Linked DNA regions of Homo sapiens: region 2 is linked to region 1. A link is a loop called in an ENCODE intact Hi-C map of the cell type or tissue named here. Cell type or tissue: heart left ventricle. All regions are shown on one strand. Each heading gives the region's core, and the rest is flanking DNA. Links, peaks and the distances in the headings are about the cores only. Region 1 overlaps RAPGEF2 (Rap guanine nucleotide exchange factor 2). Region 2 has its middle 13 kb from the start of SPMIP2.

Region 1 (5,388 bases), core at 144-5,143:
AGAGTTACGTCTTGAACATTATTAATAACGGGGTTAAAAGCTAGATTATCCAATGCTCAAATTCACATCTATACCCAAATGGTGAAGGGGCAGAAAAGGGGAAGTTCTGCAAGTTTCATTATGTTTATTGATACGGTATGGTTAAGTGGATATGCTATGGTTAAGCTGCAGTGTTTTATTTAGGAGATCTCAAATACTTCTACACTAAAACATACAAAAGAGCTATCCTAAGAAGGAGAGAGATGTAATAAAAGGAATACAAGCTTTGGAGTCAGATGGGCAGAGTTCAAATCCTGATCCCCACCACTCCCTAGCTGTGTGACCCTGGGTTTGTTAGTGAGACCATATTTGCAAAAGACGGTGAATAATATCTATGCAACTAGGCTGTGTGGCTGAAATTACACATAGTTTCAGTACTGATAGTTTCATGGCAAAATCAGATCCTGGAAAAAAAGGTGATTGAGTTCACTGCCAATGAGATCTGAATAAAAGCACAAGTAATCCTAAGAATATAAAATTTAAAATATTCCTGAGACACTATATATATCAGAATTTTTACAAATTAATGTATCCTTTTATGATGTGTCTGTATGCCAAAAAAAAAAAAAAAAGTTGAATGAATTCTTATAATACTTATAAGGGTCCCTAAATTGTCTGTTTTATAAATCCAGATTTTTATATTAGGTTTAAAGAGAAGTGTACCTGACATATATTTTATCACATCTGTTATAAATATACTTTCCAAATGACATTGGTAAGAAATCTCATATCCTTAAGATTGAGAAAGAGGAGAATGGGGAAATTTTCCAATTTGAAAACAGCCACTTAATTTTTCCTCCAAGAAAGATTGGCTAGGAACATATTTAAGACTGGCAGAGCTGGACAACAAACTGTAAGTATTTTCCTCTCTAATGTAAGTTTACCTTCCATAGCTCAAGACTGTTTTACAACACTTAAAATGAAGTCGTTAAAAAAAATTCTGCATGCATTCCATTAACATTTGGACCTACAGACTTTCTACCTTTAAAACATTCCTTATAATATTTACACTTCACTCTTAACATTGTTTAAAATTACAAGAGGTTTCCCACAAGTTTCAGGTCACATTGGAGTTACTGAAACTGACTTTGAAGACCTAATTTAATTTAGCACCGTTCTTGGATATTTTTTCATCTGTGGATGGTATTAGAAAACAAATTAAAATTTTGTATATATTTTCTTCCAAAATATATCCACACAACTGAAGTATTATTTGAAAAAAACCTGTTATATTGAAGTAATTCAATATAACACATCAGTAGCATATTGTCAGGTTAAACCTTTTTAACATTTTTTTGCAGTATTTCCCAAAATATGCCCCACAGTACCTTGTCCTATACAACATTGTATAGCATATATTTCTGCCAGGTTCACAAACTACATTAAAGTTCATGCAGGAGAGGGACTAATAACTTTACCCACGAATTTCCCAAACAAGGCTAATGCTGTCTTTGAGGTGGGGGCGGAGGGTGCCTGTTACCTCCAGAGCACGTATCTGCTAACACTGTGTCAAGCACACCATGTTCAAACCACCTCGTTCCAAGGCTCCCCACACTGGAATGAAACCCAAACACCAACAACCTCTTGTACCCTTTCCACATGATGACCAGCAGTCTTTGGGTACAGCCTAACACAAAGTCCCTCCAAACACTCTTCCATCCTCCTCTGCTCCAAGACCCCATTTAACACTGGCAGTGAACACTTCCTTTCTGAGCCTCTAAAGTTCTTACCACCTTGACCATTCACATTAGGGCCTTCACATGTGCTCTATGTGGGCACTTTAATAGGTTTGTATTTTATGTCCTCGATCAGAGAAGCACCTTGAACAAAGACACTCGTCTTCTCTTACATCTCTTTCTCAGCTCTGCATCTAGCAACGAACGGTGGATGTGCTGGGTGCAAAGAAAGAAAAGGGCAACATTCCTGCAGGGGTGGTGGTATGCATGATCTTAAGCACTCCCTGAGAACAGGGAGAGAAAGAAATGCAGGAAATGTGTTTTCAATCTGTGTGTTACGGCTTCAGAAAACTCACACCTATACAGGCTGAAATAATTCTGTAAATAACCACAAGGTGGCAGACTGGACCAACCGTCCTTCCTAGAACCCAAAAGCAGTCGCCGGTCTCGCAAGTGAGTCAACACAGAGATGGGGGTTTAAAGCATTCCTGAAGATCATCTTAAAGAATATGATGATTCCTTTCTCTTTATGTCCCTGACGAAAAGGGGCAGGAAGTCGGGAACAAGTCCATCAGCACTCCTATTAAAACTGTTTAACTTCTATCATCCTTAGCAGGGAAATGTTTATTTTAAAACAGCCTCCCCAGATCTTTGTAAAGCACCAGAGCAAATAAAACAAAAATGTCATATCACCAGCCTGCTGAGGTGCTTTGTGCATCCGAGTGACTCATACCCCAGAGTTACATCATCACATACTTTTGAACAATGTAAGAAAAAAAATCCATAGCAGAGTGTATGGTTTTCAAAAAAAAAATTATTATTTTAGAGTTACAATAATTACTTTAACCCTAAATCATATGAAGGCAAAATACTGTTTCTGAACTTACTAATTTACACCCAAAAGAAAAACAATCTCCTAGGATTGTGATTTCATTCAAATTCACATCAAAGCCCAGGAAAACCTGATAATGACATTACTGGTCATTGCTGATAAGGCCCTCGTATATTTCTTCAGCCTCGGATTCCTAAACATTATAAGACACATGTATGGCTTAAACTTTATTAAGACATATGTATGGCTGAGTGCAGCCATATATGTAATCCCCACAAATGGCTTGAGTCCAAGTTTGAAACCAACATGGGAAACACAGTGAGACCCATCTCTATAGAGAAAAAAGAAAACAAAATTAGCCAGGTGTGGTGACGAGCACCTGTGGTCCCAGTTACTGGAGAAGCTGAGGTAGGAGAATCACTTGAGCCCGGGAAGTTAAGGCTACAGTGTGCTGTCACTGTGCCAATGCACTCCATTCTGGGCAACAGAGCAAGACCCTATCTCAAAAAAAAAAAAAAGAAAGAAAGAAAAGACATGTATGAAGAATGCTAGAAGTAAATTATAAAGACTCAAGTCATTCCCTGTTTGTCTAAAACTTCTTCAGGTTTCTTTTCCAGAGGAAAAAAATAAACAAATCAATCAAAAAACTTCCTCAAGTGTTTTCCACTGAAAAAGGCATGCTTTTTTAGACTGAGTTTTTGAACAATTCCTAAACTTGAGACAAAGGTGATTAGTAATTACCTCATTAATTAGCCATAAAAATTACAAAACAGACTTGTAAATTACAACAAAACACTCTTTTATCCCATTCGTCTTCTAATTCAAGTTGGTGTCAGGGAGCCCCAGAGCAGTCAAGTGTCAAGGGACAAGAGCTGAAGAAGGTACCAAGTACTTCATAAATTTTAAGGGACAGATGAAGTATCATCTATAATCTGCATTCTCAAAGAGTTTATCTCTCATTGAAGAAAACACAAGGGTTAAATGATATAGTCACAACAGAAGTCACAGGCAGTTTTTATGATTACCAACTGGGTGTTATGTTTAGCAACCTAAAATGCATACTATGCACCATGTTAATTGTCACGTCCCTGGGAAAAATGATCCCGTAAGCAAGTTTCACTTGTTAAGTTACGATTTTTCATTAGAAGAAGCAACAATTTAGTTTTCACCAAAAACTCATTTTGTTAACAAATAAGAAAAGAGAAAGTGTCCAAAATCAGTTCGCAATTCCTGTTTTCAAGAGTCAGTATAAATATTTCCCCTTCAGAACAATGTATTACACCACCAAGCCTACAGCTTCCCAGAATTGCCATCTCTTAGGCAGCAAAAATACATTTAACAAAAGATATCTTCATTTTAAAAGTATCTTATTTTAATAGACTCTCAGACTGCAATATTTGTAGTCAAATTTTAATTTACATGTGTAGATTAACATACTATATTTGCACTGGTTTTTTCCATCAAAAGTTAGCAGGCTGTGAATGATTACATTTAACATTTAAGTAAAACAACCAAAAACAGAAATCAGCTGCGTATACACACAGAGAACAGAGGCACAGACATACACTCTCTCTCTAATAAAATGATTCCTGAACTATCTTCAATTTCAATTAAAAAATAACATCAACCAAACACCTTCCCCACAAATTCTCCTCTATCAGTAGAGTTAAAACCTTCAGCTTGGTGTTCAATTCATTTCCCAAATACAGTCTGGCTCCAGTTAAACCTCCTAGAAACCTTGTTGAGCTGGGGGTGGACAGACAGGGGCTGCTATACATCATTCCACTGAACTCCTATCTCCGCAACAAAGGGCCATAGAGTCTGCACAAATCACCCTCAGGAAACCTCAAGTTTCTAATACCAACCTAATTCCAGAGGCACTATCAACAGCACTCATTTTGAACATTCACTGTACAAATCTCAATAGTCCTACCACGGTAGAGTTTAGATAGTCTTAATAAAAGCAAAGCGGAATAGGTCACTGAGGACACCAGTTCTTTATTGCCTCTTAGCAAAAAAGAAGTACTCTTTGAATGGAAGGTTTTAAATATAGAAAATTTCATTGTAGCCATTTTTCTAGGACAAAAGACAAAAATAATTTGACATCTGTTTTTCCCATCTTGAATGTTTTACCAAGGAGTCAACCACCAATAGTACTACTTATTCTCAAATTTTCTATTTCTCAAGAGGACAGGAGAAGCAAATGAGAATATTCGACATATGTAATTAAAGCCTTCCACTATTGGTCAGAAAATGAGCTAAAATGCTAAAGAAATTTTAGGTCTGTTCAAAATTGATCTCTTTTAGACCTATCCATGAAAGGTGAAGGAGCAGAGAAGAGGAATAGTTTATCCAATCAGATAAACTATTTAGGGAAAGGGTGCAGAGGAGGGCAGTTACAGAAAATGCTGGGTATTACTGAATTTCAAAGAAGAATCAGAGACTTAAAAATATGTAAAAATATGTATTTTCTAATCAAGTGCTCCACTAGAAGGGACAGCAAGTTATAGTTTCTGAAGTATCTCACCTTTCAATACATGTTTTGAATTCTCCTTTGAAGCTAAGAATCTCACTTTACTTATCCTACTGATAACTGTTCTACCTCCCCCACTTACAGAGGAAGTAGCATGCGTGCATTACAACTTAAAATTGTACATGTGTACATTTGATTTATATGACAGACTCCATCACATTCATAAATAAGTAGACCTTTACCTTCACAACATTGATACTCTGACATCCCACCCCCAACATTTAAAGCCCTCAGATCATCATTACCAAGATTCTCCAGAAATCAGAAGGAAGCAAAGAGCCCTTGGGGTGGTAAGAGTGAATATCCTA
Region 2 (5,388 bases), core at 82-5,081, 130 kb after region 1:
CAAACCACATTTACCAAAACTCTGGTTACTCTGTTATACAGCCACTTTGCTTTTATGTTTCTGTAAGAAAATGCAAAGAATAGCACTTTTTTGGAAACATCTTTAAGATTTTTTTTTTTTTTTTCTGAGACGGAGTCTTTCCCTCTGTCCCCCAGGCTGGAGTGCAGTGGCGCGATCTTGGCTCACTGCAACCTCTGCCTCCTGGGTTCAGGTGATTCTCCTGCCTCAGCCTCCTGAGTAGCTGAGACTACAGGCACCCGCCACCATGTCTGGCTAATTTTTGTATTTTTAGTAGAGATGGGGTTTCACCATGTTGGCCAGGATGGTCTCGATTTCCTGACCTGATGATCCACCTGGCTCAGCCTCCCAAAATGCTAGGATTACAGGCGTGAACCACGGCGCCTGGCCAAGATTTTTTTTTATAGCTTTTTTTTTTTAACGGATGAGTTCTTGCTCTGTCACCCAAGTTAGCATGTAGTGTTATAATCATAACTCACTGCAGCCTTGAACTCCTGGGTTCAAGTGATCCACTCACCTCAGCCTCCTGGGTAGCTTGTGACTACAGGCACACACCATGGCTAATTTTTTATGTTTTGTAGAGATGGGGTTTAGCCATGTTGCCCAGGCTGGTCTCGAACTCCTGGGTTCAAGCAATCCTCCTGCTTCAGCCTCATAAAGTGCTGGGATTACACGTGTGAGCCATCATGCCTGGCTATCTTAACATTTTAAACAATAAAATGCTGTTTACATTTATCCAATCTTAAGGCTCTCTGAGTCTGGGCTGTTACTGGATATGGTGATCCTTACTCCTAACCCATCCCCCTTTCTTCCCCCTCCCTTCTTTTTATATTATACTCACACTATCATGAATTGCAGACATATTTATTAAAAATGCTATCACACCTCCCTTTCCATTCTTTTCCCTTTCAATACAGCAGGCCTGTCCTCAAGTTAGGGAGTCACACCTGTCCACTTCTCAAGCCTGACAGTAGTTATCAGGAAGCACATTTCAAAAAAAAAAAAAAAAAAATACAGTGGTGGCAGTACCACCCAGTGAGAAGAATGAATTCCAAATGCTGTCAAAATAAAGACTGGTTTGATTAATGCCAGCATTCACTTTATTTTCATGGCTTCCCCTGCAGGGTCAAAAAGAGCAGCCCAGGGCCAGAGAATATGTGTTGACACTAACGGGCACCTTTTAGCAATGCACATTTTTAAAAGTAACGTCTAAGTTACTTGACATGTTATCAAGAGATTGCCTTATATCTATCAAGAAGCTTTAAGGCTCATTTTCTACCAAGACATCTCCAGTACCAAATTTTTTTCTCTCTTCTGTGACAGCTACAATATCAGTGATGTAATGCAGTATATATTTGAGCTCTCTATGACATCTGTGGAAGTCAAACCCTATTTTCCAGACAGACACAAAAATCATATGGGTTTTAATTCATTTTAAGTGGATTCTAACCTTGTATAAAAAAATTGAGAACAGGTGATCAATATTCTTAACGAATCATAAAAATTCAGAACATTCTAAAGAATAAATACCTTTAAGAAAAGTTGATGGAAAATCCTAAGCTGAAATCAAACAAGTGATTGTATTTAAAATCACTTGATTTGCCAAAATAGCTAGAAGAGAAGCTTTGGAATATTTCCAAGAAATGACAAGTGTTTGAGGTGAGGGATATCCTAAATGCCCTGATTTGATCATTACACGTTGTCTGCGTATATCAAAAGAAGCACCCCAAAAATATATACTACTATTATGTATCAATAAGAATTTTTTAAAAAAATCACTTGGTTTGCATTCTATCCCTTAATCAATCTTTGCGAATCTTGATCTCATCTATATGTTTCAGACTATTTTCTTACATCTTCTCAACCATTTTCAAAGCTATTGTGGTGCTTTTAGGAAACCAGTAAAACAATTCTTAACAATTCTTAGACTTGTGTGCAGCGAAAGAACAGAAAAATACGAGAGCTTACTTGGTCCAGCTGGACCTTCTTGTTTACTTAAATAAAAATAATAAGCTAATCTGTGTTGAAGATAGAATCCACTGAAATGTCACAAACTGACGTTGCTTTATCTTTCTCGACAGTGTTTTCTCAGAAATCCCTGCCATCTTTTTGTCAATTTACAATAGAGAATTCTTTTATTTTCTTTCTATGAAAATCAGAATTGGTAATATTTAATAAATATAATAAATGCACCTGACATAACCTTAACATTTGACATCTATATTTTAAGTCATTCAAATTACATTATGTCAACTAAAAGCCCACGTTTTATACTCCGATTCAAAAAAAATTTTAACTTTATATCATTTAGTAAATTATCTCAGGTTTTAAAAAATAATAATTATTAAGCCTAGGATGGTGTCGCATATCTGTAATGCCAGCTAAGTCTGGAGGCTGAGGCAGGAGGATCACTTGAGCCTAGAAGTTAGAGTCCAACCTGGGCAACATAGGGACACTCTCTCAAAAAAAAAAAAAAAAAAAAAAAGTGGAAGGGGAGAGAAAAAATTATTAGTTATCATTGTAAACAAATTTCTTTGACAATATCATCCTTTGCAAACTGATAGGCATTTTCAATTCGGGATCCTTGTGTATATTGAATGTGGGAGGAAAAACCGTGCAAAGCGTCCCCTCCCCCTGCTTCTGGTCCAAGATTTTCTTGTGGCTCGGTGGCTCTAGGTTACGTCCATGTGGCTCTGAGCCAAGAGAAATGCCTATGGAAAGGCTGTTCTCAACAGAGGGCTGTCTGCCTTTGTGAAAGACGAGAAGACAAAGCCTAATACAGTGCAACTTCTTTAGAACATTTTCCAGGGAACTGAACATTTTGAATGTTGTACGTGGGAAAACATGCGCCGTGAGAGCAGCACAATGACGGCATTTCACTGTACTTGCACTTGCCAGGCATTCCAGCGCGCCCTGCCTACGAGGCTAACAAATGGGCTTCAACAGGAGATAGCACAGGCTCGGGAAAGCTCTCCTACCCCACCCCCTTTTGTGCTTACACAAAACGGTCAATTATGTCCTTCTGAAACAGAGGCCAGGTCTGTTCTCAAATACCATGCTTTGGAGGAGGTATGATTACTTAAGCGAGTTCAGGTGGCCTAGAGAAAGGCAAAAAGGCAAAACAGTACCTTTACAGACTGCAAAACATCGCTAAAAGCATGAACAATCATCTCTGAAGGAAGGTAAGCACACCAGCACGCGGTAAGCATCCTCATCTCTAAAGACTGGGAGCAGGAGCTCTTTTATTTTCCCTCTTTGTGCTTTCTCTATTACATGCCATTCTGTTACATGCTATCATATCATGGTTCACATATTTGAAACCCCGTCTTCTTATTCATTTAGATTTATTTCAGATTATACAGAATCTCAGGCCACTGAGGAGCAGGTAGTGGGGCAGGCCATTCTCTTTGTCTTTCTTCCATTGTGCTGTGTAGACCCAGAGGCAGGGCTCTCCATAGAACTGGGATTGGGCAACCTCACTGTCAACTACTGGCTCCAGCCTAGTTACTTTTCTGCAGAGCTTGTTTGGTACAGCGCAGGAAATACTACTTCGCTGGGGTTTTCAGTTATCTAAGAGCATCTTGGTATTTTTCAGATTACCAAGAATCTGTGGCAATGTGACTATGACTCAACAGATAAAGCAACCAAGATAGATGACTGATGGAAACCCTGTGTTTTCTAAGCATGTATGATAAGCACTAGGAGATAAAAAAAAATTTAATCAATCAATGGAACAAGGCAGGAATGAGAAGAATGTTTCTAATTTAAAATCTAGCATAAATTTTGCCCTTAAAATCAGAGAAAATATAAAGAATCAGGAAATTTTTTAAATACAAAATTAATCAAGAAAAGTCTTGCTTAAATAGATGAGTATATGGTTTCAGACACAAATAAATGTATATATGTATGGGGTTTTCCTTTTCTGTTAGGATTAAGTAACTTTTTGGAGCAAATTTATTTAGAAGTTGATTATTCAGTTTGTGTATAAAAATCTACTTTTTATAATTTTTTTAAAAACTATAAAATGCACAAGATTAGATTTTTTTGAAAAACACAAATAATATTTTTAACTTTTCTAAATGCTAGGTTCCAGAGCATAAGTGGTCTAACAAAACTGATCAAGTCATGGTCACTGAAGTGGAGTGCTCTAAAAGGCCTCAAAGAATACAGGAATGAAAGAATGAGGCAACCAAAGGTCAAAGTCTGGATAACTTCCAACTCTCTGTCCATCAACCCCGCCTTACCACACCTCTTATGGATCGATCATTCTTCCACCATGTGATGGGTTGTATAGAGTCAGCTTTGATGCTTAACAGGCTGAAGCAGCACTATAAACAGCTGAAGGGCTGGGCGTAGTTGCTCACGCCTGTAATCCCAGCACTTTGGGAGGCCAAGGTGGGTGGATCACTTAAGGTCAAGAGTTCGAGGCCAGGCTGGCCAACATGGTGAAAGCCCGTCTCTTCTAAAAATAGAATAATTAGCTGAGTGTGGTGACATGCACATGTAGTCCCAGCTTCTTGGGAGGCTGAGGCAGGAGAATCGCTGGAACCAGGGAGGTGGAGGTTGCGGTGAGCCAAGATTGTGCCACTGCACTCCAGCTTGGGCAACAGAGCAAGACTCTGTCTCAGTAAAAAAACAAACAAACAAACAAAAAACAAAACAAGAAATGAACAAACAAAAAAACACCAAAACTGAAAGTTCAATATTTAACATTCTTGCTCTTAAAATACTCCCAGTGCTGCTGAGGACTTCTCATTGGCTACCTGTAACCTGTATCCCTACCTCCTGTTGTTCATGCCCTTTGTAATGCCCTCCCCTTCAATGTGAGCTGGGTTTTGTGAACTTGTTTCTAGCAAACACGATGGGGCAGAGGTGATGAAATGGCACCTGTAAGATTAGGTTACAAAATAACCGTGGCTTCTGTCTCAGGTGCCCTCTCTCATTTTCTCCATCTGAAGGAAGCCGGCTGCCCTTTTTTTTTTTTTCTTGAGACAGGGTCTCACTCTGTCACCCAGGCTGGAGTGCAGTGGCTCAGTCACTCTCATTGCAGCCTCGACTTCCTGAGTTCAAGTGATCATCCTGCCTCAGCCTCCCAAGTAGCTGGCACACACCATGACACCTGGCTAATTTTTGCAGACAGAGTTTCGCCATGTTGCCAAGGCTGGTCTCGAACTTCTGAGCTCAAGTGATTTGCCCGCCTCGGCTTTCCAAAGGGCTGGGATTACAGGCAGGAGCCACCGTGCCCGGCCTCAGCTGCCATGTTTTGAACTGCTCTATGGAGAGGCACACAGTGCACTCCAATACCCCTCCAAGGAACCAAATCCTGCCAACAACCATGTGAGAGAGCCTGGAATCAGATCTTCCCTCTTG

Evidence for each region. A loop is a pair of places that touch in the nucleus more often than their neighbours do. Peaks named below come from ENCODE experiments on the same cell type or tissue, not always from the same donor. Only the 100,000 strongest peaks of a DNase experiment are listed, where the experiment ranks them.
Region 2: it touches region 1 in a loop (2.3-fold over the local background); 9 of 110 quality-filtered maps call a loop at or near these places.

Annotation. Positions count from the first base shown.
Region 1 is chr4:159,172,438-159,177,825 of GRCh38, reverse strand. The region is part of intron 1 of RAPGEF2 (Rap guanine nucleotide exchange factor 2); the gene reads right to left. Among named protein-coding and RNA genes, the nearest start is that of MIR3688-1, 46 kb to the right of the region's middle. RefSeq lists an enhancer at 1,708-2,440. In heart left ventricle, for the core only: CTCF peaks have their summits at 1,894 and 2,095 (motif pointing right); a DNase peak (open chromatin) is centred at 2,145; H3K4me3 peaks cover 1,338 bases; H3K27ac peaks cover 2,101 bases.
Region 2 is chr4:159,045,847-159,051,234 of GRCh38, reverse strand. It overlaps a transcript of SPMIP2 not described here. Among named protein-coding and RNA genes, the nearest start is that of SPMIP2, 13 kb to the right of the region's middle. In heart left ventricle, for the core only: a CTCF peak has its summit at 2,928; a DNase peak (open chromatin) is centred at 2,924; H3K4me3 peaks cover 823 bases.